Linked DNA regions of Homo sapiens: region 2 is linked to region 1. Evidence: chromatin loops called from intact Hi-C (ENCODE). Cell type or tissue: B cell. All regions are shown on one strand. Links, peaks and the distances in the headings refer to the core of each region. The heading gives the core; the rest is flanking DNA.

Region 1 (16,015 bases), core at 4,625-12,624:
AAAGGAGAATTTTAGGCCAATATCCCTGATGAACATCAATGCAAAATTCCTCAATAAAATACCTAGGAATATAACTTACAAGGGATGTGAAAGACCTCTTTGAGGAGAATGACAAACCACTGCTTAAGGCAATAAGAGAGAACACAAACAAATGGAAAAACACTCCATGCTCATGGATAGGAAGGATCAATATCGTGAAAATGGCCTTACTGCCTAAAGTAATTTATAGATTCAATGCTATCCTCATCAAGCTACCACTCACTTCCTTCACAGAACTGGAAAAACTACTTTAAATTTCATATGGAACCAAAAAAGAGCCCACATAGCCAAGACAATCCTGGGCAAGAAGAACAAATCTGGAGGCATCACGCTACCCGACTTCAAACTTTACTACAAGGCTACAGTAACCAAAACAGCATAGTACTGGTACCAAAACAGATATATAGACAAATGGTACAGAACAGTGGCCTCAGAAATAACACCATACATCTACCACCATCTGATCTTTGACAAACCTGACATGCACAACCAATAGGGAAAAGATTTCCTGTTTAATAAATTAATAATTTATTAATAAATGGTGTTGGGAAAACTAGCTAGCCATATGCAGAAAACTGAAACTGGACCCCTTCCTTACACCTTATACAAAAATCAACTCAAGATGGATCAAAGACTTATACATAAGACCTAGGACCATAAAAATCCTAGAAGAAAACCTGGGCAATACCATTCAGGGCATAATGATGAGCAAAGACTTCATGTCTAAAACACCAAAAGCAATGTCAACAAAAGCCAAAATTGACAAATGGGATCTAGTTAAACTAAAGAGCTTCTGCACAGCAAAAGAAACTATCATCAGAGTGAACAGGCAACCTACAGAGTGGGAGATTTTGCAATCTATCCATCTGACAAAGGGCTAATATCAAGAATCTACCAAGAAATAAAACAAATTTACAAGAAAAAAGCAAACAACCCCATCAAAAATGGGCAAAGGATATGAGCAGACAACTTCTCAAAAGAAGACATTTATGCAGCCAACAGACATATAAAAAATGCTCATCATCACTGGTCATTAGAGAAATGCAAATCAAAACCACAATGAGATACCATCTCTTGCCAGTTAGAATGGTGATCATTAAAAAGTCAGGAAACAACAGATGCTGGAGAGGTTGCGGAAAAATAGGAATGCTTTTACACTGTTGGTGGGAATGTAAATTAGTTTAACCATTGTGGAAGACAGTGTGGCAATTTCTCAAGGATCTAGAACAAAAATACCATTTGACCCAGCAATCCCATTACTGGGTATATACCCAAAGGATTATAAATCATTCTACAATACACATGCAGAAGTATGTTTATTGCAGCACTATCCACAATAGCAAAGACTTGGAACCAACCCAAATGTCCATCAATGGTAGACTGGATTAAGAAAATGTGGCACATGTACACCATGGAATACTATGTAGCCATAAAAAAGGATGAGTTCATGTCCTTTACAGGGACATGGATGTAGCTGGAAACCATCATTTTCAGCAAACTATTATAAGATCAGAAAACCAAACACTGCATGTTATCACTCATAAGTGGGAGTTGATCAATGAGAACACATGGACATGGGGAGGGGAACATCACACACCAGGGCCTATGGGGGGTGGGGGGGCTAGGGGAGGGATAACATTAGGAGAAATGCCTAATGTAGGTGATGGGTTGATGGGTGCAGCAAACCACCATGGCATGTGTATACGTATGTAACAAAACTGCACATCCTGCACATGTAACTCAGAACTTAAAGTATGAAAAAAAAAAAAAAAAAAAGAGGGGACAATGATGGACAGTGATAAGGGAAGATGGAGAGAGGGAAGGAGGATGGCCTCCCTCCACCATGAGCCCATGTCCCCAAGGGAACCAATGTATTTCCTCATTTCCCCCAGGCCAAGCAGCCAGAGGACGCCGTGCTGTGGGGTCTGCAGAGAGCAGGAAGCCTCAGCATCAGGGTCGAGGCCGTCCAGTCGTGGAAGAGAATTTCAAAACAGGACAAGGCACATGGGGGCAGCCTGGCAGCCTGAGCCCCTCTGACTTCCCAGAGCCCAGGCCTGCCCCGGCAGCTTGGCGTTCTTTCTCCTGCCAGCCTGGATCACCTGTCCCTTCAACGTATTTCACTGTTTACATAAATGCGTGAATTTATTCCTTCATTCAATATTCTACACATATGTGTTGAATATCTAGCCTGTGCCAGGCATTCTTCTGGGCACTTGGGCAGGGCATGAAATAAACCAAGCAAACATCTCTAACTCTTTAAGCCTCTATTTTCCTGGAGAGAGACAGGCAACAAGTACAGTAAGTGGGCAAGCTATTGCTAAGGTAGAAACTGGGAAGCGTTCTGGAGGAAAGTAACACAGGAAGGCACATAGGGAGTGCGGGGACCTGGGGAAGCAGCTTACCCAAGAGTCCGAGGAAAGGCCTCCCTGTGAAATGGGCGTGGGAGCAAAGATCTGGAAGGGTGACAGCAGGTCAGGTCTTGCAGTGGGAGCATGTGTAGGACAGTCAAGGCCTGGCAAGAGGGCCGGAGTAGCCAAACAGGAATCAGTGAAAGGGGGAAACAGAAGAGGCCAGAGAGGTAGGAGACAGTCAGGGCCCTCAGGGCCATGGAGCATTGAAAGGGCTCTGGGTGTGGCCTTGGCAAGGGGGTCATCACAAAGTCTGAGCGGGGAAGAGACATAATCTGACTTATTTTTTATCACTATGGCAACCGCGTGGAGAGTGGATGAAAAGGCAGCACCGCAGAAGCAGGGCCATCAGTTTCCTGCAGTGATCAAGTAAGAGATGAGGACAACTTGGCCTGGCTGTAGCCACGATGGTATAGAGAACTGCTCAGGTACTGGGAGTATCTTAAAGGTAGAGACAGCAAGATTAGCCAGTAGGTTGCATGAAGAATATGAGTTATGAACTGGACGTAAAGTTGACTACAAGTGTATTAACCTAAGTATCCCAAAGGAGGGAATGGCCATTTCCTAGGGTGGGGAAAATCATGAAAGATTAGGGGAGACAATCAGGCATTCTGTTGCATGCACATTAGGCTTGAGATGGCCAACACAAGTGAAATAACAAGGCAATGGATAGATGAATCTGAATCCAAAGGCCAGGAGAGAGATCTACACTAGACACATGAATTTGGGAAGTACCAGTGCCTACATGGTATCTAATTCCATGAGACTTAATGAGAACATCTTGGGACTGAGTGTAGAGAGCAAGAGAAGAGGTCCAAGGATTGGGCCCTGGGATCCCAACATGAAAAGATCAGGGAGATGGCGGGAAACCAGTAAGGAAGACTAAGAAAGCCAGGGGAGTCTTACAGCAGGAAGTGAGCAGAGAACAAACCCAAGTGCAGAAATTATTTCAAAGAACAGGAAAGTGATCAATTGCTCAAAGCTGCTGGGAGGCCAAGTGGGATGAAGGCTGAGAGCGGACCTTCTGATGTAGCAGCATATCCATGTCAGGTGCCTGGACAAGAGTAGCTTCAGGGGAGTAGGGGTGGAGGAAAGCCTGATTCAAGCAACGTGCCAGGGAAGAGATGTTTGTCTTATGTCTTCTTCCTGAGCACAAAGGAGGCCCATATTTACTTCACCCAGTCAGTTTCATAAGTCAGGAACACACCCAGAGTTTATTCCTGGACACATAGTTCTTATGTGACCTCTTTGCACAATCCTCAACTCTCTCTCTCCTCCCACTCCTTCCCTCCCTCCTTCCATTTCTCCCTCGTTCCGTCTTCCTCTCCCCTTTATGACAGATACAGTCAGGTTATCAGGCTTGAATGGGAAAGCTACATTCTTCATCTGATCTTTGCTCTGAGTCACTCTATTCAACTGAGAAGTGCTCTGTGAAGTTTTCACCCAAAGCCTTATTAAATTTTCTATCTTATTTAAAGACTGAAGCAGGCTTTGCCAAGCCTATCACACATCTCTAGACTCTATTTGCTTTTATATTTGTTGACAAATTGTCCAGTTAATATTGAGCACATCTTTTATATCTAATGTCTTGCACATGCAGACAATAAGGGCCTCCACACACCACAGTCCACATATTCTGTTTTCCACTTTACCTTTGAGCTACGATCTGAGTAAACAGGGACATTTACCAAATATATTGCTGCTACATAACATGGATCTCTAGCTCTCCAGAGTGTGGTATCTATTTTTTTTCTCACCTCTCAAACTCCCCAATGTCATGTATTTTAGTTTTTTTACAGCAAAAACTAATAGCAATTTCTGTATTAGTCAAGATAAATAATGCTAGCAGCTACAACAAAAAACTTTTAAATCTCAATGATTTAGTCTAATCAAAGTTTATTAATCCTATTTTCTTTTCCGAGGCACACTGGAATACAACACTTTTCAGGATCCTTTGTAGTTATGTTAGGGCTCTGTGACCTGGATTTCAGACCTAAGAATGGAAGCAGAAATGCTATGTGCCAACTCCAGGCAGGCCTGACCACATAAACCCCTGTGCATCCTGCTCATGCTCTGCACCTGTATGGTCACTGCAAAGGAGGCTGCAAGTGGAGGATGAAGGTGGCAGACCAGAGAAGAATGATGGTCTGGGTCGTCCCCTGGAGGAGAAACAAGAAGAAGAGCCAGTCAGCTCACAGCAGATGCAGGTGGAAAGAAAAATAAATGACTCTTGTTTATACCACTCAAACAATTGTTGCAGAAACTATCCTGCAAGTACATGTGTATTCAAAATATATATATACTGGGGGAAATGGAGGCAGTGAGTGAGGACAATTGATTTTGTGAGGATATTTGGTATAAATGAGGGAGACAAATGGAACAATAAAGGGAGAAGAAAAGAGTGTGTGTGTGTGTATGTGTGTGTGTGTGTGTTGAAAAGATGTATGTTTGCATCCTCATGGGAAAGAGCAGGTACAGAAGGAAAAGTGATGGTGAGGTCAGAGAGCAACCAATCAACCAATGGCAGGAGCAACATCCGTTGGTAGGAAGAGGACATGGAATGTAATACATGCCGCTCAGGAACAGCACTTGCTGGGAGCACAGACAATTCATCTACACGGCAGGAGAGGAAGCAATGCATAAGGACACAGGTTCAGGCTGGTGAGTAGATGGGTTGGTGTTAATTTACAGAGGTTTCCCTCTGAAAACTTCAATTTTCTCAGCAAGATCACCAGTGGAGATTGCACATGGGGGAGAAGGTGTCAGAGATTTGAGGAAAGAGATGAAGGTGAATAATAAAACTGTTGCATAGGAGCATGGGACCAAGAATGCACTAGGAGATTATCAAATGTTTGCTGCATTGCTGTAAGGGTCCACTTGAAATTAATGATCATGAATTTACAGCAAGACCAGAATGTTTTTGTCCAGCAGAGTCCAGATTCTAGCTGGTTGAAATGAAAGGCTATGGAATTTCAGTTGGGTAAATAGAGCAGTGATGACATATGAAAGACAGATAGTGGGAAAAAAATAATAGAATTAATAGATTGCAGGATGCTGTGAGGTTAAACGATTGTTGGAGTCAAGGGTACTAAGAGAAAGAAGCCAAAAAGATGGCAAAGGACAGAGAGAAGGATGCTTAAAATGGGAGACCATGGAGAAGTTGCTGTTATCACTGATAGTAATGAAATCATACATATGATTGTGGGAATGAGTACTTAGGTGGATGAGAAAAAGAAGAGGAGGCCAAGGGATTTGGAGGCCCCAGGGATAAAAGGGTCTCCTAAATGGATGCTGAGACCACTCACCCTGGTAATGTGTCACCTATTAATAGTGAGTCTGGAACTAAAAACTTCAAACAGTGCGGGGAGTGACCTAGGAGTTGGCACATGACTTCAAGAAGTAGTGGTGGGTGGTACAAACTGGGACCATGGATACAGAACTGGGGGGACAGTTAGAATATTGGAAGGAAAGAAAAAATGGTCGGGAGTCTCCCAGAAGAGGCAGGGACACCCCCCTCACCACATGTAAGCCCATTTTGGGAGAGAGGCAGTGTCCTTCTGGGAGGGCTAAGTTTCAGGGAATCAAAGGTAAAGGGAACCATCAGGAAAGAATGATGCTAGAGGTGTTTTGTATTGATGTCCAACCATATGAAGAGATCACAGGGAAAGAGTTACAGGAATTGGAAAAGATTTGATGAAAAACAGAAAGTTGTATTACAGATATTTGTGGGGGTCAGAGTCTGGGGCTGAGAGCTGACCTGAGGCAGTTGGGGTGACTGATCCAAGCAGGGCAAAAGGAGTGTTGGAAGTGGTGAGGGGTAGCAGATGCTGTGGAAATAAAGGGTTGAAGGTTTGTCAGGAGCTCTCAGAGTTCCAGGCTCCCACCAGCATTCTGCCAGAAACCCCAAAGCAGGCAGAAAATCCTCTTATTGAGGCATGCTAAACTCTCATTTAATGCTTTAAATGAATGAGTGAATGAATGAATCAATCAATCAATGAGCCCAACACTTTCATTCTAATGAAGAGAACAACCTCGACTCTGAAGGGGTGGAGTCCCTTGTTCCAGGACACAAGGTAGGAGAAGACACATCCCTTGGGTTGAATTTGGGTTGAATTTGGGTTGAATGGTAACACTCAAACTAACCAGCCCTGTCACCTTAAGCAATTTCCTCACCCAGGAACCTCGGTTTTCTAATTTGTAATTTTAAAAAATTTTAACAAGTAGATATTAAAAGCATCTGCTTCATCAGTTATTGAAGAAACTGGGTTAATGAAGTCTTAAAACTGTGCCTAGCATTTAGTAAACACTCTTCATGTGTTAGCTATGATTATTAACTATGAGTCCTGCTCAATGTCTTCATATCTAAAGCTTTTAACCCACATGTCCCCAAGTCTTCCAGCATTCTGAGCTCAACCTTTCCTAGTAAATCCACTTTAAATGACCTAAGTCCCCATTCCACATATACTGGAAAACCCAGTCTCTTCCAGATTTCCAAGGGCTTACTTTCTCCTCCCCACCCTGGCTCCACATTCCTGCTTCCTATGACTCCCAGGAGTTGCTAGTTTTCTCACTTCCTAAGGCTGCTGGCTTTCTTCCATCACCTCAACCCCTTTGGTGTGCAACTCAAACTCTCTCTTTTATTCCTCAGAGCAACCCTGATACCAGGCTTTCCTGGAAACCAGACACTTACTGAATATTGATAGTGAACCATGGCACCATGTGCATGGTACACACACAATTCATTCACCTATTTTCTTCATTAACCCTTTCTTCCGCCATCCTTGCCAAGAATTGCACAGTTTCTAGTTTTAAATTGATGGACTTCCTTTCATTACCAAGACTTTTTTTCTCTTCTTTAACTATTTCCTTTGCACTCCTCTTCATTATCTATACGTGTACACACACACACACACACACACACACACGTAATTTCCACCTTCCCTATGCAATGCATCAGGAAGACTCCAAATCCCTACAAATTCCTGTTACTTAATTACGCAGATCAGTTTCCACTCTCAACTCCAACCCTATTCCAGATTCTAGCCCTAACTTTGTGGTCTACTCTTCTAAATAGGAAGGCTTGACTGACTTTTTTTAAATTACTTTGTTTTGCTTTTTAGCACATTCCAGATGAAGTCCCTAAACAGGGCTCCCTTCCCAACGAGAATTTATTCACGTATTACATGCTTTATAAGGCACTATCCAGAATACCCTCCTTTGAAGTGAGTAAGAAATTGTATCAAAGTCCCGAGGGACAGGACCCCTGATGGGAGTAGAACATAGTCGCACAAGTGCCAAGACACCAGCGTTCATCCTCAAGGGTTCCATTCTGGATTGCAGTAGAAGCTCTTGGAGGGAAAGAGGTCCAAAAAATATGACACACAAAAGTTTTAATAAAGGTCAGCAGCATGCCATCAGCCAACCTCCAAGCCTGATGTGAGTTTACCCCACAGTGAAGGGACATAGGCAGATTGAAGCCACACAGGCGTTCCTGTGACCTGCAAAACATGAACAGGAAGTGCACATTTGTAGAAAGAAATACAGCCACTTTGCTCACTGCACTACCTAGTTCTGGAAGCTCATGTTTTACTCCACCTAAGAGAAAGGGGGAAATTAGAAAGAAGGAAAATGAGAAATGCGGGGTTTTTTTTTAAGAAAGAGAAAAGGGAAAAAGTGAGTCTATGATTGCAAGCAAGATCTTCTGTTCCCCTGCTCTGTCTCTTTAAGGGTGAATTTCAGACTCTGCTTTGCTTCAGGTGACAGCACAGGAAGTAACAGTGAGCCTGGCTCCTTTTTAAGTCTTAAAAAGAGAAAACACCCAATCCTGACTGTGAAAATTCAAGCAGAATTTGATTTATTCTTCACCATGAATGATTCCATTTAAAGCAGGAAATAAACTCTGATAGCAAAAATGTAAATCAAACCTCAATGCATGAAATCAGTCTTCATTTTCCCCCCTCTATTATCAAACTACCACTCCTTTTATTGGAACTATACAGTTGGCTACATCCACCTGCTTTCAAACACAATCTCCATCTTCATTCGGGCTACTATTAAGTTATACTGCTATAACTAAGTACTGTGAACTGAGTGGCTTATGAACCACTAAAATTCATTTCTTACAGTTCCAAGGCTGGAAGCCCCAGATCAGGTGCCAGCATGGTCAGGTTCAGGCAAGGGTCCTTTTCCGGATTGTAGGCTTCTGACTTCTTGCTGTGTCCCCACATGATGAAAAGAGAGGTACTAGCTCTCTGGCCTTTTCCTATAAGGGCACTAATCCCATTCATGAGGGCTCCACCCTCATGACCTAATCACTTCCCAAAGGCTCCACCTCCAAATACTATCACATTGGGGAATCAATTTCAAAATATGAATTTTAGGGGGTAACAGTTCATAACAGCCTGTCCTTGACATGAGATCACATAACCATGGCAAAGAGTCCCCCAACCATCATACTTCCTGCACACACTGAAAATGCAGTGTTATACAGCAACACTCTCTCTTGGTTGGAGTAAGTCACCATTCTGAAGTCAACTACGTCTTTTCATTCTGGCTTATAATTGACCAAAAGTAAAGGGGGAGAAGAAAGAGAAAAGAAAGCTCTTATATGACTACCCAGAGTTTTGTAACCTAGACATGTCTTCAAAGACATGACTTTTTTTCCTGAATGTTCTAAAAATGGATGTTATGTATCTGCTAAAAATATGATAATTAACAAGTATGCTTTGAATCACATAATAGCAAATGTCATTTTCCTGTAAGATAGAGTATCAGTCATGAGCACTAATGTCCAGAGAGAGAGTTAAGCTGCTGACCCTAAAGGGAGAGCCAGCTGCACAACTGTGCATGGGAGTGACCAGAGCAAGTAGCCGAGACAGAGCAGACAGGGTAAGAGAACTGCTGATGAGAGAGCTGCTGAATAAAGCTGTATTTCACCTACCTACGGCACCCCCAAGTGTTCTTTCAGCTATCTGCCATTCAGTCACCCACTCCCTTTGGACCTCAGCTTGGGCTGGAGCCTGACCCTGAATCTAATACCACGCCTTATCTTTTCTTCATGAAACACCCTGAGACAGAATCCTTGTCTCAAGTCACACTATAGCAATAAAGTGGGTCCTTTTCTGCCCTCAAAGAAGAGAGTGCCTGTTCCGCATCTCTTTACTCATTTAGCAAACACCTATGATGATTTAGATTCTGAAGTTGGAAAAGTGAATGTGTTTCTAAGGTGCTCTCAGCCTCATTGGTTACAGAATATGCTTGGCTTCATGGTTCCCCCAAAACTCCGGGCCTCACACTGAACTTAACTTTGTCAATAGCTCAGTGAAGCAGAATGCAGATCATGGCTGTGCTCATTTCAGCATGCTGGTTCCCCCTCCCCTGGGCTCCAGCGGGACTGAGTCAGGTGTCCTTCCTTTTTTGCATTATCCACCAAATATGTGTCTTCACCTTGCCACTCAGAGTGTGACACAGGAACCAACAACATCACATCATCTAAAAGTTTTTTAAAAATGTAAACTCTCAGGCCTCTCTTCAAACCCACTGAGTCAGAATCTGCACTTAAAAGATCCCCAGGCAATTCAAAGGGACAGTAAAGTTGCAAAAGTACAGGTTCTCCAATGCAGCTTCACAATGGCCTCATCCGGGGAACCGTAAAAAATAAAGGTGCCAGGGTCCCACTTCAGAGACTAATTTATTCTGTAAAGGATGCCAGCTGGGACATTGGACTGTTTTAAATCTCCCCAGATCATTCTACTGTGTAGCTAAGTTTCAGAACGCCTGCAGTAGACAGGACTCACCTGTGTGGAGAAGCACCTGGTGTTATCTCAGAATAGGCAGAGGTGGGAGTGAGAATAAGGAAGGGTAGGGGCCAAGGACCTGGGAAGGAAGGCATCATCAAGACACGCTCTGAGATGGCCTCTAATTAACCTCCAATTGGACAGCCTCTCATGTAAGCCCTCACTTTACAAGAAGCCAAAGTCAGGAAAAGGTTGATTACTTGCCACAGTCATAAAGCAGGTGAGAATCAAAATAGAAAGCTGTCCAGGTTGGGGGATTGGAGAATGCCAGCAGCAAGAACTCTCAGCCTATTAAATGATTGATGTCTCTGCTATTCTCCCCACTCCCTTTCTGTGGGGCTAGCAATGTCCACAGGTGCTTCCACTCTGTTAACTCTACTCATTCCCTTTGTGCAAACCATAGAGGCTTTCATGGTTGCTACAACTCACCTGTACATTTGGCTCTGCGCTTCCTATGATCAATCCAAAAACCAAGATACAGTCAGTCTTGTTACCACAAAGTAAAAAGTGTCCCAGCTCCTCAGAGGAAGCAAAGTCTTTCCTGGCCCTTGCTCTAGGCTTCATCTAGAAGGAAGCTGGAGCAAGGACCTAACGCACACTACCTCAAAGACATCCCACACAGTAATAGTTTTCATAAAGCCATTATGTATAATATCTCTGGATGTAAGCCAAGGAAATAACATTAAAATGCATGAAAATTCTGCTGGGGACTAAGAACATATGGTCCAAGTGCACAGCTTGATGCAGGAATAAAAATTAGCACAACTAGAGGAAGGGATAAACAGCATGCCCTTCAAACAAGTCCTCATAAATATCACTTCCATTATCCAGGCTTTTGATAAAGCAGTCAAGGATTAAGGTTCAATTCACTGCCTCAAATGCCATTGCTTTATGTCATGGATTGAAGGAGAAGCCCAAACAAGCAAATAGTAGGGTTTCCATTCATTTGTGAAAACTCATAACTCTATCCAAGACATTTAGGAGAATAGAGGATCATGTGTTTTGTGCAAAATGGGGTCAAATGTCTATCCAAAAGGAAAATCCAAGAGTTTTCTCAAAACAGTTTGTCTCTATTACAACACACAAATATACAAATGATTGATCAAGTCTTGAAATTCTTTTTTTTTTTTTTAAGACATTCTCACTCAGTCACCCAGACTGGCGTGCAGTGGTGACATCTTGGTTCACTGCAACCTCCGCTCCCAGGTTTGAGCAATTCTCCCACCTCAGCCTTCCAAGTAGCTGGGATTACAGGCATGCACCACCACACCTGGCCAAGTCTTGAAATTCTATACACCATGCATGGTATATAGAATGTACCTACATGTCTCCATGGTCCCTGTTTCTAAATGACATGAGAGTCCTGGGGCAACACTTGGTCAGAGGGCTGGGCTTAAGGGAAATTCCTGCAGAAAAGAGAACATCAAATAAATCTTGAGAGATGAAGCAGCTGTCAATCAGTCAAAATGTGCAGGGACGATCTGAATTGGAGAATAGCCTGAGCTTTAGAGGTGGGCATTGCTGAATTGTTGGAGGGAGAGTGAGAGCTGGACGGGCAGCCTGCCTGGGTGAGGGGAATGGCGTGTATGGGGGAGTTGTGGAACATGCAGGTCAATTCTCTCCACTCCAATAACACTCATCCCTCATTCAAGAGCTCAACTTATAGAAAGGCCCATCATTTGGTGGTTCAAGCAGAAAACAGCACCATCTTCAACTCCCTTCTCTTCATCATTCACATCTATTGGCACCATGTCAATTCTGCCAATGGAATATCTTTCAAATCTATTCCTTCCAGCTACCTCTACTTCTCTTAGCTCAGACCTTGTCACGTAGGTTGCATGCCATAAATCATGACCACCAAAATCTGCCTTTAGAAAGTGTGATGGTTAATACCGAGTGTCAACTTGACTGGATTGACAGATACAAAATATTGATCCTGGGTGTGTCTGTGAGGGTGTTGCCAAAAGAGATTAACATGTGAGTCAGTGTGCTTGGGAAGGCAGATCCACCCTTAATCTGGTGGGCTCAATCTAATCAGCTGCCATCGAATATAAGACAGGCAGAAAAACGTGAAAACGAGAGACTGGACTAGCCTCCCAGCCTACGTCTTTCTCCCCCATTCTGGATGCTTCCTGCCCTCAAGTTCTTCAATTTTGGGACTCGGCCTGGCTTTCCTTGCTCCTCAGCTTGCAAACAGCCTATTGCAGGACCTTGTGATCATGTAAGTTAATAATTAACTCCCGTGTATATATATGGGAATATATATATATAGATATATATGGGAATATATATATAGATATATATGGGAATATATAGATATATATGGGAATATATATATATAGATATATATGGGAATATATATAGATATATATGGGAATATATATATATAGGAATATATATATGGAATATATATATGGGAATATATATATATGGGAATATATATATATGGGAATATATATATGGGAATATATATATATGGGAATATATATATGGGAATATATATATATGGGAATATATATATGGGAATATATATATATGGGAATATATATATGGGAATATATATATGGGAATATATATATGGGTATATATATATGGGAATATATATATGGGTATATATATATGGGAATATATATATGGGTATATATATATGGGAATATACATATGGGTATATATATATATGGGAATATACATATGGGTATATATATGGGAATATACATATGGGTATATATATGGGAATATACATATGGGTATATATATATGGGAATATACATATGGGTATATATATATGGGAATATACGTATGGGTATATATATATGGGAATATACGTATGGGTATATATATATGGGAATATACGTATGGGTATATATATGGGAATATACGTATGGGTATATATATGGGAATATACATATGGGTATATATATATGGGAATATACATATGGGTATATATATGGGAATATATATATGGGTATATATATGGGAATATATATATGGGTATATATATATGGGAATATATATATGGGTATATATATATGGGCATATATATATGGGTGTATATATGGGTGTATATATATGGGTGTATATATATATGGGTGTATATATATATGGGTGTATATATATGGGTATATATATATATGGGTATATATATATATCCTATTAGCTCTGTCTCTCTAAAGAACCCTGCCTGACACAGCAAGGTATATGATCAATTCACACATTCCAGAAATACTTATTGAGCAACTATTGGGCATCAAGCATTGTACTAGGAATTGAGAATAAATTGTTTAAAAAACACTAGTGTACAATGTGATAAGTGCTGTCAAGAAATGGACACTGCAAAATAGACTGGTAGGACAGAAGGGTGGTGTCAGGCAGGACTTTCTGAGTGGTAACATGTTCTGAGGTCTGAGATCCACATGAGAGCATGAGAAGACCATGCATGGCAGAGAAAATAACATGTGTGACTATCCTAAGGTGGGGAAGGACTGTCAGAGTGAAGAATGAGCGAGGATGAGGGGCATTCAGTGGTGGGAGGAGGCTGGGGTGGTGGAATGACCCAAAGCAGTCAGTAAGGCAAGACCTTGCAGACTACAGGAAGGGGTTTGAAAGTTATTTACCCAGAAGCCACTAAGTTACCTTAATAAAAGTGGCATGGTGACCTGATCAGAAGTGCATTTTTGAAGATACCACTGTCTGCTGTGCAAGCAGACAAAACCAGGAGAGCTATAAATGGAAGCAAGAAAATTCACTGGGGGATGATTGCAGCTAAGCAAGAGGTGGTAGTGGTTCTGACTATGAAGGGGTAGCAGTGCCTGAGAGAGGTGGATAAATAGGGGTAGACTTGGGAGGGAGATGGACAGGACCTAGGGATGAGTTGGATGAAAGAAGATGAGAAAACATGAATCCAAATGATCCCCAGCTTTCTGGGAAGCAACTGAATGATAATGCCCATGGAGGAAGGCTGTGGGCAGAAGAGACAAGCAAACATGGCGACTCCAATAAGACACAGGGGGAGCATCCTCTGCTGAGGCAGTGTTGGTGTTGCCTCTTAATTAGTTCATGACAATGTCCAGTGTCTAAGTTCCTGCACCATCTCATCCCAGTCTCACCTCTTAGCACCGCCCACTCCTGCCTCAAACCTACTGTTTACACTCCAGGGATATGCTGGACCACATTGCCCTCCTGTGCCCTTGGACAAACCTTTCCTTTTCCTGAACTACCCTCTCCCTTCTTGGGCATCTGGTAAACTCTACTCATCCTTCAGTGCCCAAGTCAAGTGTCACCCACTGTGACGTCTTCCAGAATATCCCCGACTGGAGTAGTGCCCCTCCTCTGCCTCTACAGCACCGCACAGTGAGTTCCATTATAAGATGGCCATTTTGTGCTAGGATTACTTGATCATCTATGAGCCCCTCAAAGCTGCAACCGTTTGTGATTACATATGATCCATTTCATGCCCTGCACAGCACCTGATGGTTTTGGGTATCAAAAAATATGTTGTTGAAGTCAACTGAATACGAAAAGAGCATAGAAGCATTACAATGCAGTCTCCTCCCAACAATTTTTTTCTTCCTAAACTCTGGGCCTTTGCTGAACCTGGGCCTGCCTCTGACTCATTCTTCTCTGCCCTTCATGTGGATCTGATGGAGATCCGACCCCTCCTTTTGAACTAACAAGACCAGTTCTTTCTCTCTCTCATATATGCAGCATGACTGGCAATTCAGAACGCATTTAGGTGCTTCCAAAGTAACTGCGACTTCACTGATGCCACATGTAACAGTCTGTGGTTAGCTCTTCCAGGGGGAAGGTCTAGATTTAATGTGTTGTGTGTTTCTGAAAGTCAGTGCCCTTTATAACTGATGTTGATGAGGTGTGTGACCTCCATTTCCCCATGCATAAATAGGGGTCATGCTTGGTGGTCCCTACGGGCTTCCCAACTCTAGCTTTTATGACGCCTTGATGACTAATGAAATTGAAGAAGATGAGGTGACATCTCTGCATGCTCACTAGAGTGAAAGTTGGGCACTGCTCATGGCCTTAGGGCATTAGTCATATCGTAAGCAGTATTTATGCATATTTTTAAATCCCTGGAGAATACATGCAGGGAGGAAAAATATACATTTATTGAATGCCAGAAGCTATTCTAAGCATTTGAAAGAGAAGCTTGGGGGAAAAATTGCCCCAAAATGCAGCATACTTTGTTTGCCTTGGGTCTGGATCTGGAAAGTGTGCCACAAGAACTACTATCTGCATCTTGTGGGGATGTCCAATCCCAGGGGGAGGCCAGGGGAGCCTGAGTCCTGCATTTCACGTTTATTTGTGCAGCTTTGGTGATTTCACTGCACAAATGACTCAGACTCAAATAGCATTAGGAGTTGTTGTTGTTTTTTTTAATTAGAGGAAGAGGATTCCAAAATAGAATCATAGCTGAAGATGGAAGAGGTAATTATCCTTTTCAAAATCATCTGTGAATCCAGGCAAGAGGCACACTTTTTTGACTTTTTGAAAGTCTCTTTATTGGAAAAATAACAAGCATCCCCAAATAGAAAGATTGATCCAGGCTGTAAGAAGCCAGATGATGGCACCAGGTCCCTAATTGGGGAAAAAAAAAAAAAAAAAAAAGTGGTTCTGAAGTGGCAGCAGCAAGACCTGGTGAGTAATTAGATGTTGGCAGTGAGGGAAATGGAAGGCCTTAGAATGACTCCTATGTTTCTGTCTCATTTCCTGAGATAGGGAATGAGGAGAAAGAATTTAAAAAGAAGATGATGAGTCCCT
Region 2 (16,015 bases), core at 4,142-12,141, 56 kb after region 1:
GGATAAGTTAAGTCTGATGGCTACTAAACTTGGAAGAGGAGATTCAGATCCACAGTTGGAGATCTGAGTCTGAAGCTCAGAGGAATGGCCAGGGAGAGAAACATAAATGAGGAGTCATCAGAGATACAGAGACACCCACACCATCTTCTGTGGGTGACCTTCTTTCCAGGCACTCTGCTGCTACCACCAATGTGGTCAGTTCTCTGAGACCCGGATGCTGTAAAGATGGATGGACTCTAGGAAAGAGGAGTAGCAGACCCTGGGCACAGAGAGTTATCCATGTCCTGGAATCCACAAAGCCAATTTCAGCCTGAATGAGATTCCACTGATCTCTGGCCCATCCCAAGTCCCTGTGTGGGAATGGGGGCTCACCAAGGAAGGAGCCACCAGGAAAAGATGCCACAGTCTAAAGGAGAAACTACACTCTGGTGTCCTTGAGGGCAGGCATCAGCAGCAGCCTGGGTGTGTTTGTCCCAGACCACTTTAAAAATATTTAATTATTTGCCAATATATTAAACTTTAGAGGGTTTTCTTCCTCTTGAAAATTATGAAAAGGCATAATAATCCAGAGCCCACATTTCCTCTCGGCAACCATCAGCTGCAGCTGAGACAGCAACTCTCTAGTCACCACCGTGCTCACTCAGAAGGGCATTAAGCCCTGCACCTTAAATAAATAAAAAGGCAGATTATGCAGAGGAAGAAAAAAATCACCATTCCTGCCACTGGGCCAATAGAATCCCCAGCCAAAGGTTGCCACCCCAAAACACTGCTGTATTCCACTGAGCAAAGGAATAAGAGCCACTTGCTATAAAGGTCCAGTCCTCCATGAAGGAGCCTGGTCACCCATCAAGATTTAGAGACATGGGCTTGAAAAGGTCATGAAAAAATCAGCTCTCACTTCTTGCACAATTTTCTAGTACAAAATTTTTCTTTGCAGAAACATAGCTTACATGACACCTAGATAGCAGCTTCTAATGTACCTTCTCTCAATTACCCAATGCCACCCCACCCCACAAAAAAAAAAAAAAAAAGCTTGCAAATACAGAAAAAAAGGTGAAAACTCAAAGCACACCAAACAACAAGCCTGACAGGCAGCTAAAAGTTACAATCTGGAATTTTCTCCTAAAAAGAACAGATTTTTAAGAAAAAAAAAAAATAGCCAGGGTTAAGCAAGTAGTAGACTCCCATTTCTCTAAATAACGGTGCCCTTTCATAAATCCCCAATATCATCCACTGGCCCAGGGACCCCAGGCCCATCCTCACCATGTATAGCCATCTGTCATATTAACCTATCATGTGGTAATCTGAGTATTGATCTCTTTCCTCAATCAAGGCTATGACCATCTTCAATCTCCACACCAAATCTAGAAAATAAAAAACAACTGGACATGCAAGTTATATAGAGTAGTGCTGGCGCATGTTATCTCAGAGGTTAGTCCCATCAAAGACAACTCCTGCCCAGTTGTTAGGCAGGAGTCCCTTGCTTTTTGAATATCTGGTTAAAATTGATTCAACCTCCCATTCTATTTCAGTGCATCGTAAGGGTACTCATATTCTCAAGAGCATCCTTTTTCTCCTGGCTCAGCAGGTGATATCTTAGCAGTGCTTCAACTCAGATCCAAAATGCCTCATCTTCCTTGATTCACCAACAAAAATTATTCTTTCAAAGGACCAGTGAATACAGCAGAATTTGCTCGAGATGACCTGGTTGGAGGCACAGAGAACAAAGGAGGGTTTGCATAGCAGAACTATACTGAATCAACCAGGTAACACTAAGCTAACAAATGACCCCCAAATCTTACTGATTTCCAATAATAAAGTTGTACGTTCATTCACCCTACATGCACATCACAGTCGGCCCTGGCTCTGTTCCCATTTTCTTCTTCATGGACCAAAGCCAGCAGAGCATTTGTTACCTGGAAGAGGGCCAGTCATCACAGAAGAGGGAATCACTCACTCACAAACGCTTAAAGCTTTTGCTTGGAAAACCACGCACATCAATTTCACTCATGACTGATTGACCAAAGCAAGTCACATGGCTGAAACTGAGTACTAAGAGTGTGGAGATGTATAATCCTCCCACAGACGGTGGCACCAAATATAGATGAACAGTAATACAATCTACCACATTAGCATTTTAAAATGCAGGAGTAGATATCATCATCTTAAAATACTTTGGCAAGACCCTAGGAGGCTCAGTAGTCCTCACCTCTCTACTGCCTCTTTCCCACCCTCCAGAGCAATACAATTCTTCCCCTTGTCTCATGCAAAACTCCTTAAATTTTATCTGTTGTCAATACACAAACCCTCTACCCCAACCCCTTATCTCAGAATTTTGTTCAAGCAAGGAATGTTGGTGTCAATTGCTAAAATAATGTTTCCTCTGTCTGATTACATGAGAAAATTATAATAATGTTCCCTCTGTCTGATTACATGAGAAAATTCTAAGTAGGAGTGGTAAAAAAAAGAACCCTGAATGCTGAAAATGGCAATTTTGCATCATAATTTGTGCCAATTCCAAATACCAGAAAAGCCACAGTAGGCTTAGGGAGAAGTTGCCATTTTGGAAGGGCAGAGGAGTGCCAAGAGAAAGCTTTCTAGAAGCTGGGCATTGGGTTTAGACCCACTCATGCCCATCTACCTTCAGCTCTAGCTCTAGCTCAAAAAGGATTCCAATAAAACCCATGAATAGAGAGCAGGGCCCAGGGCACTCTGTTGGCAAAGACCTATTCAAGATGTATCTCATCTTTGTTTTGTTTGTGAGGTTGGTAAAAGAAGAAAGCATCTTTTAGTGGGTTTATTGGCTCTTTGCATAACTTTCTTCTAAAGTGCATGTTCAAGCAATTTGTCCAATAAGAAAAAAGTCAAATAACTCTAATTTTTAAAAGGGGCAAGTGATTTGATCAGGGACTTTGCAAAAGTGCATGCCCAAGTGTCTAATGGACAAATGAAAAGATACCAACACTTATCTTTAAAAAATTAACTAAAATAAACAACAAAATTACTATAATATAAAGTTTTCGTGAGGATGTACTGCAACTGAAAATCTTAAATATTGAGAATATAAATTATTACAAACACAGTTAAAGGAACTAGTTGGTTGTATCTACTAAACCTAAATATAGACCTACTGTACGAACCACCCTGCCCAATCATAGTTTCATACCCAAGAGAAATGAGTACGTTTTCCCACAAAAAGAAATAAACAAGATTATTTACAGCAGGCTTATTCATAATTGCCAAAAGCTGAAAACAACCCCACTGACCATCAACAGAAGAATGAATACATAAATTGTGGTATAGTCAAATAATGGACTACTTATATACAAATTAAAAAAAAAAAACATTGATACACACATAATTTGGATGAATCTTTAAAACATAGTATGTGCAAAATAAACCAAAATAAAAAGTGCATACCACATCTATATGCAGTTCAAGAGTAAGAAAATCTAATTGACAGTGATTGAAGTCAAAATGTGATTATTCTGAGGTGGAGTATTGATGACGAAGGCGCAGAAAAGAACCTTCATGGGTCCTGAAAATATTCTCTGTCTTAATCTGTATGGTGATTACACAGATGTATATAAAATTTTATCAAGCTCTACATAAGGTGATCGTTCTTCATGTGCTTAGTCTGTGTGAAACACATTTATGCTTCTTATTTCACCAAAAAAATGGAAACTTTGCCCACTCCCATGAGAAAACTAATTTTCCCATTTCAAAAATAATCTTGAAACTGGGAGGTTTAAAAAACAATTCAGGGTGCATCTTGAAAGACTGGTAAAAATTGATCAGGTAAGAAAGAAAATCAAGTTTCAAAGACTGGGAAGCAAGACAAAATAAGAACCATTGAGTATTATAATCAGTATGGAACCAACAGGAAATACATGTGAAATATTCTAGATTATTAACAACTTGAGAAACTTGCTCTTGGATTTCCAGAAAAATAGGAATCATGAAAATGCAAAGTCATCTAAAAGGCCTACTTCAATGATTCATTTACATGAATTAGTTTTTCACTCTGGAAAATAAACAAAGAAACGGGTGCTCTGTTCTTCCTGAAGATGGAATCCAGCAGTTACCAAAGGATGCCAGTCTGGCTTGAATTTTAGCATCTACATCCTCATCCCAGATGCACGGGCAGAGGATTAATAAAAACACAAGTCAAATTGTTTTCTCTATAACCATCAGCCGCATTCTTCGTTTGTAAGAATAAAGTCTTGGGTCCCCTTATTATCATTCTTCTTGTCCTCCTCAATTATGCCTGGGCAGAATGCCTGTGGGATATAGACTAGTGACTAAAAGTGTCCTATTCATTACCATGAATGTCAGCCTTTCAACCCAGACCAAGAAGCCCTGAAATGTGCAGGGGACAGGCATTCCTCAGCTAATAGTAGGCTGTTGTTTCAATTAACTAAAGCAGCACCTTGGCCTCCTAAGCAGTGACTGACTGGGGCAGGCTTAGGAATACTTATCTCATGGGAACAGACTTGATGCTATCAGGTCTGGCTTTATAACATCTCTGTGTAACATCTCTCACCTTTTGGTGGCCAGAGAAGTAGGTCAGAGGGGGAGGCCTGGGTAAGCCACAGAGGCAGAAGTGGGGCCGTGCCTCGCATGCACCATCACGTCATCTCCATGACACGGACATTTTCCCCGCTGGTCTGGTGCCTTCCCATCACTGGCTATAACATGAGGGCCCACCTTGTGGTTTCAGCCTATTTAGAAAGGACAGATTCATCACTGCAACTGCCTGCTTGAGTCAAAGATACTGTGTGTCTTTATCTCCCAGCTGCAAAAGCTGATAAGAATGCAGAGGTGATGTGATAATTTGTAGCTGATTATAGGAATTTTTGACCTACAAATGGAGAGAGAGAGAGAGAGAGAGAAGAGAATGATTGCTGATTGCTGCTATTGTATGTATCTTTTTATGCTTTTATGTTTTTGGATTTTGCCAGGAAAAGCGAGAAAACCCCATCATATCTCCTGAGTTTGACTTTGGAAGACACAGGGGTAAGAACTGACTCTAATATTTCCTGAATATGAAACTTCAGGGCAGTCTCTTAAATTCCATGGATCTAGAATATTTCATCTGTATAAGAAGGTTCTCAACAAGAGGCTCCCATAGGTCCCTCTCATCTTTGACATTCTAGAATTCTATAAGGTTTTGCTTTTTTATTTCCAGATTAAAATATACCAAGATCAAATCTCGTAAACTTGAAACAGAGCAGCACTTTGCAGGCATGGCAGATGCCAGCATTTTCAACCTCACACTGCCAGCTGAAGCTCACCTCTGCTTTCACTTACTGGATGTGTGACCTTGGGCTCTCTCTGTAAGACGCTTAAACCTGCTTCCTTCTCTGTAAAATGTGGGTAATAACGCTTACATCTCAGAGTTGTTGCGTTTTCTATAAAGCCAGCTAAGATGGCTGACTTAGAACATTAGCTATTATTATGACTATTCCTCAAGCTCCTGTGTACTTGGGCACTGACTCTGGAGCCAGACTTCTTAGGTTCAAATTCAAGCTCTGCCAGTTTCTATTTGTGTAACCTTGAATAAATTGCTTAACTTCTCTGCCTCAGTTTCGTTATCTGTAAAATGGGGATAATAATATCATTTACCTCATTGGGTGGTTGTGTGAATTAAATGGATGAATATGTATCATGTCCTTAAAGTGGTATTCGGCATAGAGTAAATACTATGTAAGTGTTTCATAAGTGAAATAAAATAAGTGAAATACACATATATTTGTGTGTACATATATATACATATGAAAGTGCTGGCGCAACACAGGTTCAATAAATGTTGGACATGATGATCATCGCCACAAAAATCCCTTTTTTAGGACTAGAGATGAAGCTTTAGAAGCCAGTTCCTGTGTCTGGCATGTGTTGGCAGTGGAGATGGGGAAATAGGAACCTGTCAGAGAAAAAGCACCAAGGTCATTTCAGCAGACCCAGTCACTGAGAATGCTTCTGCTTGGGGATGGAGGTAAGCAGAAGGCAGACACAGAAGAGGACTCTAGACTTCTGTCTGGGCAGCACTGTAGATGGTGGTAGCTTTATTTGAATGGAAACTCCAGGAAGCATCAGATTTGAGATGAAAGAAAATGGGTTCATGTTTGGATATGTTGAGTTTGCGGTTCCTACAAGACACTTCAAGGCAAAAGAAACCCTCTTATCCAAGCAAGACCTGCACAGAATCCTGGCCAAGGTGCTGTCCGACAACCATGTGAACCGTTTTGCTTTGTCCACAACAACTCATACTCAGTATTCAAAAACACTAAAGACAATCAATAGATGTACTTGTCCCCTGCCACCTGCCTGTGAGGCCTTTTGGAGGTCTGCAGGTCCAGCGTCTCCTAAGATCAACAGCCCTTGACAATGTTCAGCCATTTGTCCTTTACAAAGTGTTTTCATGTCTCTGATCCTATTTGAGCTTGTGAAAAGATTACCATCCCTATTTTATTTATAGGAAACTGGAGTTGGGACTAGACCCATGTCTTCTCTTTGTCCAGAACACTCTTTGCTATCACTTGATTAGCACCAACTGGTAGGAACTGTTACCTACTTAACCCACATTACGTTATTTAATCCTCCAATCAACCAAGGAGACAGATGCCATCAGCTCTGTTTTCAAATGATGTAGAGGAATTTGTATAAGATCACATGGGCATTTGACAAATTTGGGATAACTGAATCTAAATCCGTGTTATATTTTTGTACTTTTTTTGGATTTTATTATAATAATGTTTAGATGATAATACAAGTTTCTTCAAGACAGACCAGTCTTCATGGGTTCAAATCCCGGCTCTGTCTCTTAATAGCTGTGGAGCTTTGGGCAAGTTATTTAACTGTGTCTCTACTTCCATACTTATAAATTGTGATAATAATGGCATATGACACAATGCCTTATAATGAAAATTAATTAAAATTTGTAAAAAGCTTAGCAAAGACCTCAAAAGTCTGTAGGCTCTTGGTTAATATTAGGTATTGCCATGGCTATAATTATGATTACCATAGAACCCATTTTCTCCAAAAGTGGAGATCAAACTTTGGACATCAGTCAGCAATAAACCAAGCTTAGTAATTATTTTCCTTTATAATATTAGGGCCACAAATTCACCTTAGAATTTCTATCAGTCAATGCAAAGAAGAAAATATGATTACAGAATACAAAAGATAAAAGAAATATTCAGTTGAGGCTCAACTAGTCTTTAAGATGAGTTTGGAGAGGAACTTCTCTCATTGTTCATAATTCAATGAACAATGAACAATATGTTCACAAATGCCCCCATTGTCAAACCCAGCCTGGTCAACAAGTGGCAATCTTTTTAGAAGTCACTGGCCCAAAAGATTCCACAAGAAAGCAGCCATGGTGGATCATCAGCATTGTGGTGATGCTCTTTTTTGTTTTTTTCCACCAGAGTTCTGGGCCTCCCTAGCCCTCAAGAAGCCCTTTCTTTCACTTCTGCTTTTTTTTTTTTTTTTTTTTTGGTTTAGAGGTTGGGCTGTAAATAATAATAATGATGATGCCAATAACTGGATAAGGTATTGGACACTAGTTGAGTATGGTTTGAGGTCCCCAGGGCTTCTTAGAGGTCATCAGTGTATTGTCTTCATTGATCTTGAGAGATCCATGGAACATAAGAAAGAGAAGAGACTTTGCAATCAGGCAGACCCCATCAGTCCAGTTCCCCACGTGTCTCAGGACCCCAGAGGAACACTCGGTTCTCCACAGTCGCATTGTGATGTCTCAGGGCCATTAATCCTCTTTATATTCCAACTTTCAGAATCTCTAAAAATACTGGGCTCATTAGAGTGGCTTCAGATGGATAAGATGCACCTTCATTTATCTCAAAATCATAATTCTCTTAGTATTCAACTCTAGTTGGTTTTTCTTGAGAGAGGCAAAACTTCTCCTTTCTACAGCTGTCTTCACTCCTGGGTCTCTCCCAAGCTCCACCATTACCAACAGGCACAGCCCCATCACCAGCCTTCCCCATAACCCACAGACTTTTTTCCCGTGGCACCTTCCCTGTGGGTAACTGCAGTTTATATATAACTCTTTCTAATCCCTGAAAGGATTTAAACAGTTGCGGCTGAAGACACTGCTTTTTAAAAAGTCATAAAACATTAAAATAAGCCTTTCGTATCTCCACTATAGATACAATCTCTCCCATCTCTGGGCTCCTCAAGCATCTTAATTCTTTTAAATTACTCATCACATCTTGCATGGTTTCATAGTTATTCAGATTCATAGTTGTGCGGTCCCTCTAATCTAAACCATGACTTTCTTGAGGCAAAACCCATATAAAATCTGTACAAGTGATTCTTAAATATCCAGGAAATGAATAAAAAGTATTTAGAAGACATCTTGGGGGTGGGAATAGGGCAGTGAGAGAGGGACTTCTCTCTGAAGGAGTTCCTCATATAGTGGGTGAGACAGATACAGGAGCATGATTATAGTTCAGATTTACAAACATCATGATAGACTCAGTAACTGTAGGAGCATGGAGAAGTGCTCAAAAGACTTGGGCAAATGAATTCTTTATAGCAAGCATAATAATAAAAAGGACATGAGCAAGCCATGAAAGGAGGCTAACAGGAAGCACTGACAGTTAATACAATACTTGGTTAATACAGCCCCCAGGAGAAAACGGAAACAGAGTGCCTTGTAGAGCTCTGAGTGTCAAATCAAACACACCAGTTTACAGGGAATACAAACGTTTATCCTTGTCTGGTCCTGCTTTTGACAATACTTTACCTAAGAGACACTGAGTTACACAATGAAGAACATAACAGAAATAATAGTTTTAAATTGTAGAAATGACAAAATTCAAGGGCATGTTTCTGATCCCTTTGGGGCAAGTAAATACCCATGAAAAACTGAAGAAATAGAAAGCTGGTGTGGATGTGGAGAAACTGGATTATTCATGCATTGCTGGTGGGAATGTAAAATATTGCAACCAGGCTGGAAAACAGTTTGCTATTTCTTACAAAAACAAATGTGCATCTACCGTGCAACCTATCAACTGCGTCTCAAATATTTATCCCAGAAAATGAAAACATGTTTGCATAAAAGCCTGTGCACAAATGTTTATAACAACTCTCTTTGTAATAATCCAAACCTGGAAACAACCCAGGTCTCCTTCACCTGGTGAATGGGCTAAACACACTGTGGCACACACGCACCATGGAATACCACTTAGCAACACAAAGGAACCAACTGTTGATATGTGCAACACCTTGAATGGATCTCCAGGGAATTCTGCTGAGTGAAAAAAGCCAGCCCCAAAAGGTTACATGCTGTATGATTCTATTTATATCACAATCTCGATAGATACAATAGAAGTTATAGAAAATGATAGAAATGAGTAACTGATTACTGATTGTCAGAGAGGCTGGGGTGGGAAGGATGTAAAGGGCCAGATAAAAGATTCTTTGGTGGTGGAAATATTTGTATCTTGACTGTAGCAATGTCAATCCTGATTGTGATATTGCTCTATAGTTTTGTGGGATGTTATCATAGAGGGAAACTGAGTAAAGGGTACATCGGATCACAGTACTTCTCTGTAGTATGCTTTGCAACTGCACTGCAAGTTGCTCTACAAGTTTCTCAAAATAAAGTTTACTTTTTTAAAAAGGCAAGTCAGCAAAATGGTATAGCCATTTTGCAAAATAGTTAATCTGTTTCTTATAAACTTTGGCATAGACTTACTGTAAGACCCAGCAATCACACGAGTAGGTATTTGTTGAAGAGAAAAAAAACATATATCCACACAAAAACCTGTTTGCAAATATTTATAGCAACTTTATTCATGGTCCCCAGAACTTGGAACAACTCAACTGCCCATCAGCTGGTGAATGGAGAAACAAACTAGTATGCATCCACCACGATGGAATAATAAAAAGAAACTTCTGCTAAATATAATGACATGGGTGAATCTCAAGTGCATTACACTATGTGAAAGAAGCCAGACTCAAGCCACTACTCATTGTGTAATTTCATGTGAATGACATTCCAGAAAAGGCAAAAACAGATTGCTGGTTGCCAGGGGCTGTGGGTGGGGGAAAGGTATGAACCACAACGCAGCAGAAAACGTTAGGGATGATGGAGATGTTATTTTTTTTCCCCCTTCCCTTCAGCCTTTATTTCTTTTTTTTTTAAGTTCGGGGATATATGTGCAGGATGTACAGTTTTATTCCACAGGGAAACCTGTGCCATGGTGGTGTGCTGCACCTATCAATCCATCACCTAGGTATCAAGCCCTGCATGCATTAGCTGATGGCAATGTTCTGTATCTTGACTACGATGGTAGTTACAAGTTCTATGCAGTTTTTTTCAAAACTCACATAACTCTAAGCCTAAAAAGGCAGAAATTTACTGTATATAAATTATGCTTCAAGAAAGCTAACTTTAGACCAGGCTCAGTGGCTCACGCCTGTAATCCCAGCACTTTGGGAGGCCGAGGCGGGCGGATCACGAGGTCAGGAGATCGAGATCATCCTGGCTAACACGGTGAAACCCCGTCTCTACGAAAAATACAAAAAAATTAGCCGGGCGTGGTGGCGGGCGCCTGTAGTCCCAGCTATTCGGGAGGCTGAGGCAGGAGAATGGTGTGAACCCGGGAGGCGGGGCTTGCAGTGAGCCGAGATCGCGCCACTGCACTCCAGCCTGGGCGACTGAGCGAGACTCTGTCTCAAAAAAAAAAAAAAAAAAAAAAAAAGGAAGCTAACTTTAAATTAAAAAGTGGATCATTAAACTTTCTGCTGTTATTAAGCTGAGGTTCAGAAAGACGTTAGACGACTGTTATACACACTCCCTTTGCTCATGAAGTATGGACAATATGTCACACAGAAAAAGGCATGTAACACACTGTCCCACTGTCCATGTAATATACCCACCTACCTTGTGTTGGCAATATGGTCACTGAAGCACAGAGATTTTAAGAGATCTATACAAGTCCTCGGCACTAATACTAAGCAACAAAACTGGAACTCAAACCCAGATTTCTCCGGGCTGAGAAATAGTGCGTTTTTTACACCATGGCACTAAGGTGCTGCCGGTGAGGGACTGGAGTGCAGAAATTTTAAATTGTGAATTCACAGAGTAACGTTGAGCTGGTAATGGTGTGTGCATTTAGTTCCGAAGAACCCAACTTGGACTTGGAATCCTACTATGGGCCCCTTCCCTCTGCTCAGAGATCAGTGGGCCACAGGCCTATGAACTGGCCCTGAATCTGGCTATGAAAGAAGCTTCAGATCCTTCACATCCTACCATTCAAGGAAGACAACTTCCAGTTTTCTATCCAAACAGGCCTGGGGGGCCCAGCCAGTCTGCTGAGTTGATGGGCAGCCAAGATTCCATACTGAAATAACAAGGACGTAAACCAAAGTCTGCTGCAGACGAGACCTGCTGGCAGGAGGTGAACAGAGAGCTGCCTTGTCCCAAACACCACCACTCAGCTCACGGCCAGGACAAGAGGCCCCAGGAGGAGACACTGATGGAGACCCTCTGTCTATGCAACTGGGGAGTGATGAGCAATAAGACAGGCTCAAAACAGCCTGTCTGTCGGTGCTGTTTTGGCGTCCTGCAGGAATGTTATTCCCAGCATCCATTTATCCAGCAAGTCATTGATAGAGGGCCTGGAATACACAGTGGTGAAATCAGGCAGGTCCCCGGTCACATTTGGGGCCATGCTCCCTCTTCCTGGAGTGCTACCATGACTCTCTATATAAGTCCTTCAAGTCTTCAAGGAAAGCACCCTCTCTTCTGGAAACCTTTCATCTCACACTTCCTCTCTCACTTCCCCACCCCCAAACAGAATTTGTGGCTCCCACCTTTGCATCTGTCCCACAAGACTGTGACCTTCTCAGATGGCCAAGACTCAGTCTTCCTTATCTCATTACCTTTACTCCTAACTCAGTGCCTGGAATATGGTCAAATTCTAGTGTACATTTTTTTGAATAAATGAGGGAAGAAAGGGAGGCAAGAAAGAGGGATCCCTCTCAACTCCCGTGATAAGGGCCAGCGTAATCAAGGAAGATGAAGTCAACTGCTGGAAAAATTAGGTCCTGGAGGCCACCATACAATGACACTAACTATCTTAGGGAACCATAGATTCTTAGAGGTACATTGAAAATTGAGGAGTGGTCCACAGCAAATCAAAAATAATAATTTCAATAGTTTTTATTCATTAATTTAATAACTTTTTACCAACAGTCCCTTCTGCACCAGGAAAAATTATGTACATTATTCATTAATCATTCCCAAAAACAAATTTGTAGGTATAATTATATTTATCCTAGTGAGGAGGAAACTGAAGCTCATGGAAGTCAAGTAAAAGCCACTATCACACAGCTGCTGAATACAGAACCAGGATTCAAATTCAGGCCTCCATGACTCGGAAGTGTGCTGTTCAGCTGCACTGCTCCTCTCCTCCCAGCCCTTTCCTTCCTTACCATCCCCTTTCCTTCCATTTTCTGCCTCTTTTAAAGGTAATCTTGGGGCATAATACATCTAAATACAGAACAGAACAGAGTCCCCTTATTCTTGAAAGGCAAAAGGCACAGCTTCTTAATTGAAACAAGATAATCCAAACATTTGCTCCACTTCAAGTTTACAAATTCCATTTTGTTGACTTATATTTTCACAAATGGCTGTCATGTCAGTTATTTTATTTTTACAGAAGTTAAGAAAATATGAAGAGAAGAAGTTTTAGAACAAAGTAGCTTACAACATATTTGATTCCTCTCTTATTGGTGTTGTAAGGAAAGCTTAGAGGTTTCCAAGATGAAATTTTCAGGCCATGTAACACCATGCCTCCAGGGACCCTGCCCATGGGCCAGACACTTGGATACCCTGGATCGCTGACAGCCATGACCCTACGACCCTGTTTCTGTGTCTTAAATTCACCTTCCTTACCTCCAACCTTGAGATAATTTTCTAGCAGGCCCCCACCTTGCAAAATCAGAGATAGAAATAAAGGCAGAGGCCTCCCACATTCATCCAGTCACCGCACCAGCAAAGATGCTTTTAACCCAAAATGACCAGAGTCAGTTTTTTCTTCTCTTGAAGAAAGGAGTCTTAATGGATATTAAATCCAGGACCTTGGGTCATCTTTTATATAGAACAAGGGAGGCAATACCCACTCTTGCTGTGCATGTGCATGAGCATGGGGCCCCAACGTGCTCTTCTGACCTAAAGCCCCACTGCTCTCTGATCTTTGGATGTTCTGAAGGGATATGATGTGGTGAGAAGTCAACGGCTCTGGAATCAAAAGAACTGGCTTCTCATGCAGGCTTCAGTATTCCCTTGCATTTAAGACATCTGAAGTTGAGTTCCTTCATCTGCAAAATGACTATAATTCCATCTATCTTTCTACCTCATTGGTTTGCTGAGCTTCACATGTGATTACGTGCATGACAGCCTTTGAAAGCTATCTTGGAGCACCTTCGAGGGCCATTACCACGTCCCTACCTACAGATTCGCTCATAGCACTCAGTCACAATACGTAGACTTCCCTCCACTCTCCTCCAACTAATCGCCTATCTACACATCTCCTCCCTGCCTTCTCCAGGGAGGCTTCGACAATCACCCCAAGCTGTAGCTACCATAGTCTCTTCAAAAGCACCAGGCTCAAATCTAGAAGCCTTTGCTTACCATCTTCCTGTGCCAATACTGTGAATACAGTGATGGGATATACTGTGGATTCCCCCGGAAAAAGCAGACCCTGAGAGCAGGAGTCACATGCAGGTAGTTAATTTTAAAGGAACACTGTCAAGGAGATGAAGAAATGATATGGGGGTGGGAAGGCAGTCAGCAAAGGGCCTGTCCGGGCCTAGCTTCATGGCATGCAACCTGCACAATTCCACAGTGCCCGTGTGCAGAAGGCCTCCTGCTTGATTTAATGCTGTGGGGTCTCTGCTTGAAATTCTCAATGATTTCATCCTTGAACTTTAGTATATGGGCTGTAGAATAAAAGTTGTATAATTTTGGTAATTCCACATGCTAGTTAAATGCTCTCATATTTGCACTTAAAACTGGCATTGCACACTATAAAGATGGAAGATAAAACACATTGCTAATAATTTAAAGTTTTCATTTTCCTCACTTAGAACAACATTAAACAACAATTTTTTTAAATACCATGAAAAATTGAGGGAGAGGCCATGGGAAAAAGGGAAAAATTTTTATTTTAATATTCTTAATAGCACTTTTCCCTTGATTTTTTAAAAAGTGGCCCTACATTTTCACAAATTATGTAGCCAGCCCTGGAAGTGTTACTAAGCCTGGTAATACGGTGAGTGAATGATGCTTAATAAAGCAGGGAAGCTTGGGAAAAGTGATATAGAACACAGGCCTCTGAGCTATCCCACTTGAGGAATGAAGAGCTGGGGTATTTATACACCCACTTCCATCATGCCTCAGCTAAGAACTGCTGAGGGGAGATGGGGAGTTGTTAACTATACCTCAACTAGCTTGCCAATGACAGAAAGTCATCTGGACTAAGACCAAAGGATGTGGACAGGGTGTTGACAGTAATAGCGAGGAGGTGATAACCTCAGGAACTCCCAGTGCAATGTAGGGAGAACAGCAAGTAAGTCAACAGGCTGCATACCATGTGTTAGGTGTAGTTACAGAAATAAACACCAGGGCTTCGGGAGCACAGAGGGCGGGTCCCCAGCCAAGCCTGGCCACTCCACTGAAGCCCTCAGAGCGCAGGTGCCTGGTCAGAGCATGCAGAGAATGGGCTTGCCTGATGAACGGGAGAGAAAAGAAAACTCTAGGTAGGAGTCCTTATTTATTTTCTATCACTGCTGTAAAAAAAGATAGCTGATTTAGTGACTTACAACAGCACAAATGTATGATCGTCTTACTCTTTTGTCAGAGGTCTGGTACAGGTCTCACTGGGCTAACAGCAAGGTGTCTGAGGACTGCATTCCATCCTGTTTGAATGTGTTTTCTCTCTCATTCAGGTTGTTGGTAAAATTCAGTTCCCTCTGGTTCTGGGCTAAGGTCCTCATTTGATTAACGGTTGTCAGCTGAGACCCTTTCCCAGTTTCTAGAGGCCACCTGCATTCCTTGGCTTGGACCCTTTGTCTATCTTCAGAGTCAGCAGCAAAGGGGTGAGTCCCTCTCACACTTGGGATGTGTCCTGCCGCTGCTTCTATTGCTGCATCTCCCTGACCGACACCTCTTTGTATCTCTTCCATTCTTTCTTTTTCTATTGAAGTGAAATTCACATAACATAAAATTAACCACTGTAAAGTGAACAATTCAGGGACATTTACTACATCCACGATGTTGTGCAAATCACATTTTCATCACTTCTAAGTAAAACCCCTGACCCATTAAGCAATAAAACCACCATTCCCTCCTCTCCCAAGCCCGTAGCAGCCACCAATCTACTTTCTGATTCTATGGATTTACCTGTTCTACAGATTTCATATCAATGGGATTACACAATGTGTGGTCTTCTATGTCTGGTTTCTTTCACTTAGCGTATTGTTTGAGAGGTTCATCCGGGCCATGGTGCGTATCAGTACTTCAGACCTTTTTGTGGCTGAATCATTTTCCATTGCTTGTGTAGACTGCATTTCATTTATGAAATCATCTGTCAATGGACATTTGGGTTGTTCTCACCTTTTGGCTATTGTGATTAGTGCAGGTATGAACGTGTATTGGAGTATCTGTTTCTAACTCTTTGGGGTATATACCCCTCATCTATTCTTAAGGGTTTATATAATTATGTTGAGCCCATCCAGATAATCCAGGCTAATCTCCTTATTTCCACCTGCAAATATGTCATGTGACATAGATTCCAGGTATTAGGTTACAGGCATCCTTGGGAGACCATTTTTCTGACTCCCTCAAGACCAGTATGACCACAGTTTGGGAACAATGTGGTGGCTACAAGAGACTACAAATCCTTCTGTGCCAATACTATACCAGGGCTTCTTAAATTTGAGGACATAGGCAACTTGTTCAAAGAAAGGGAACATCGGC

The links. A loop is a pair of places that touch in the nucleus more often than their neighbours do. Peaks named below come from ENCODE experiments on the same cell type or tissue, not always from the same donor. Only the 100,000 strongest peaks of a DNase experiment are listed, where the experiment ranks them.
Region 2: it touches region 1 in a loop (1.8-fold over the local background); 3 of 110 quality-filtered maps call a loop at or near these places.

Annotation. Positions count from the first base shown.
Region 1 is chr2:12,119,897-12,135,911 of GRCh38, reverse strand. All of the region lies in intron 2 of MIR3681HG (MIR3681 host gene), which reads right to left. Among named protein-coding and RNA genes, the nearest start is that of MIR3681, 71 kb to the left of the region's middle. RefSeq lists a silencer at 14,903-15,103. In B cell, for the core only: no CTCF peak of the experiment used is centred there; a DNase peak (open chromatin) is centred at 8,081; H3K4me3 peaks cover 1,591 bases; H3K27ac peaks cover 2,300 bases.
Region 2 is chr2:12,062,978-12,078,992 of GRCh38, reverse strand. All of the region lies in intron 2 of MIR3681HG (MIR3681 host gene), which reads right to left. Among named protein-coding and RNA genes, the nearest start is that of MIR3681HG, 64 kb to the right of the region's middle. RefSeq lists an enhancer at 7,256-7,375. In B cell, for the core only: no CTCF peak of the experiment used is centred there; a DNase peak (open chromatin) is centred at 7,542.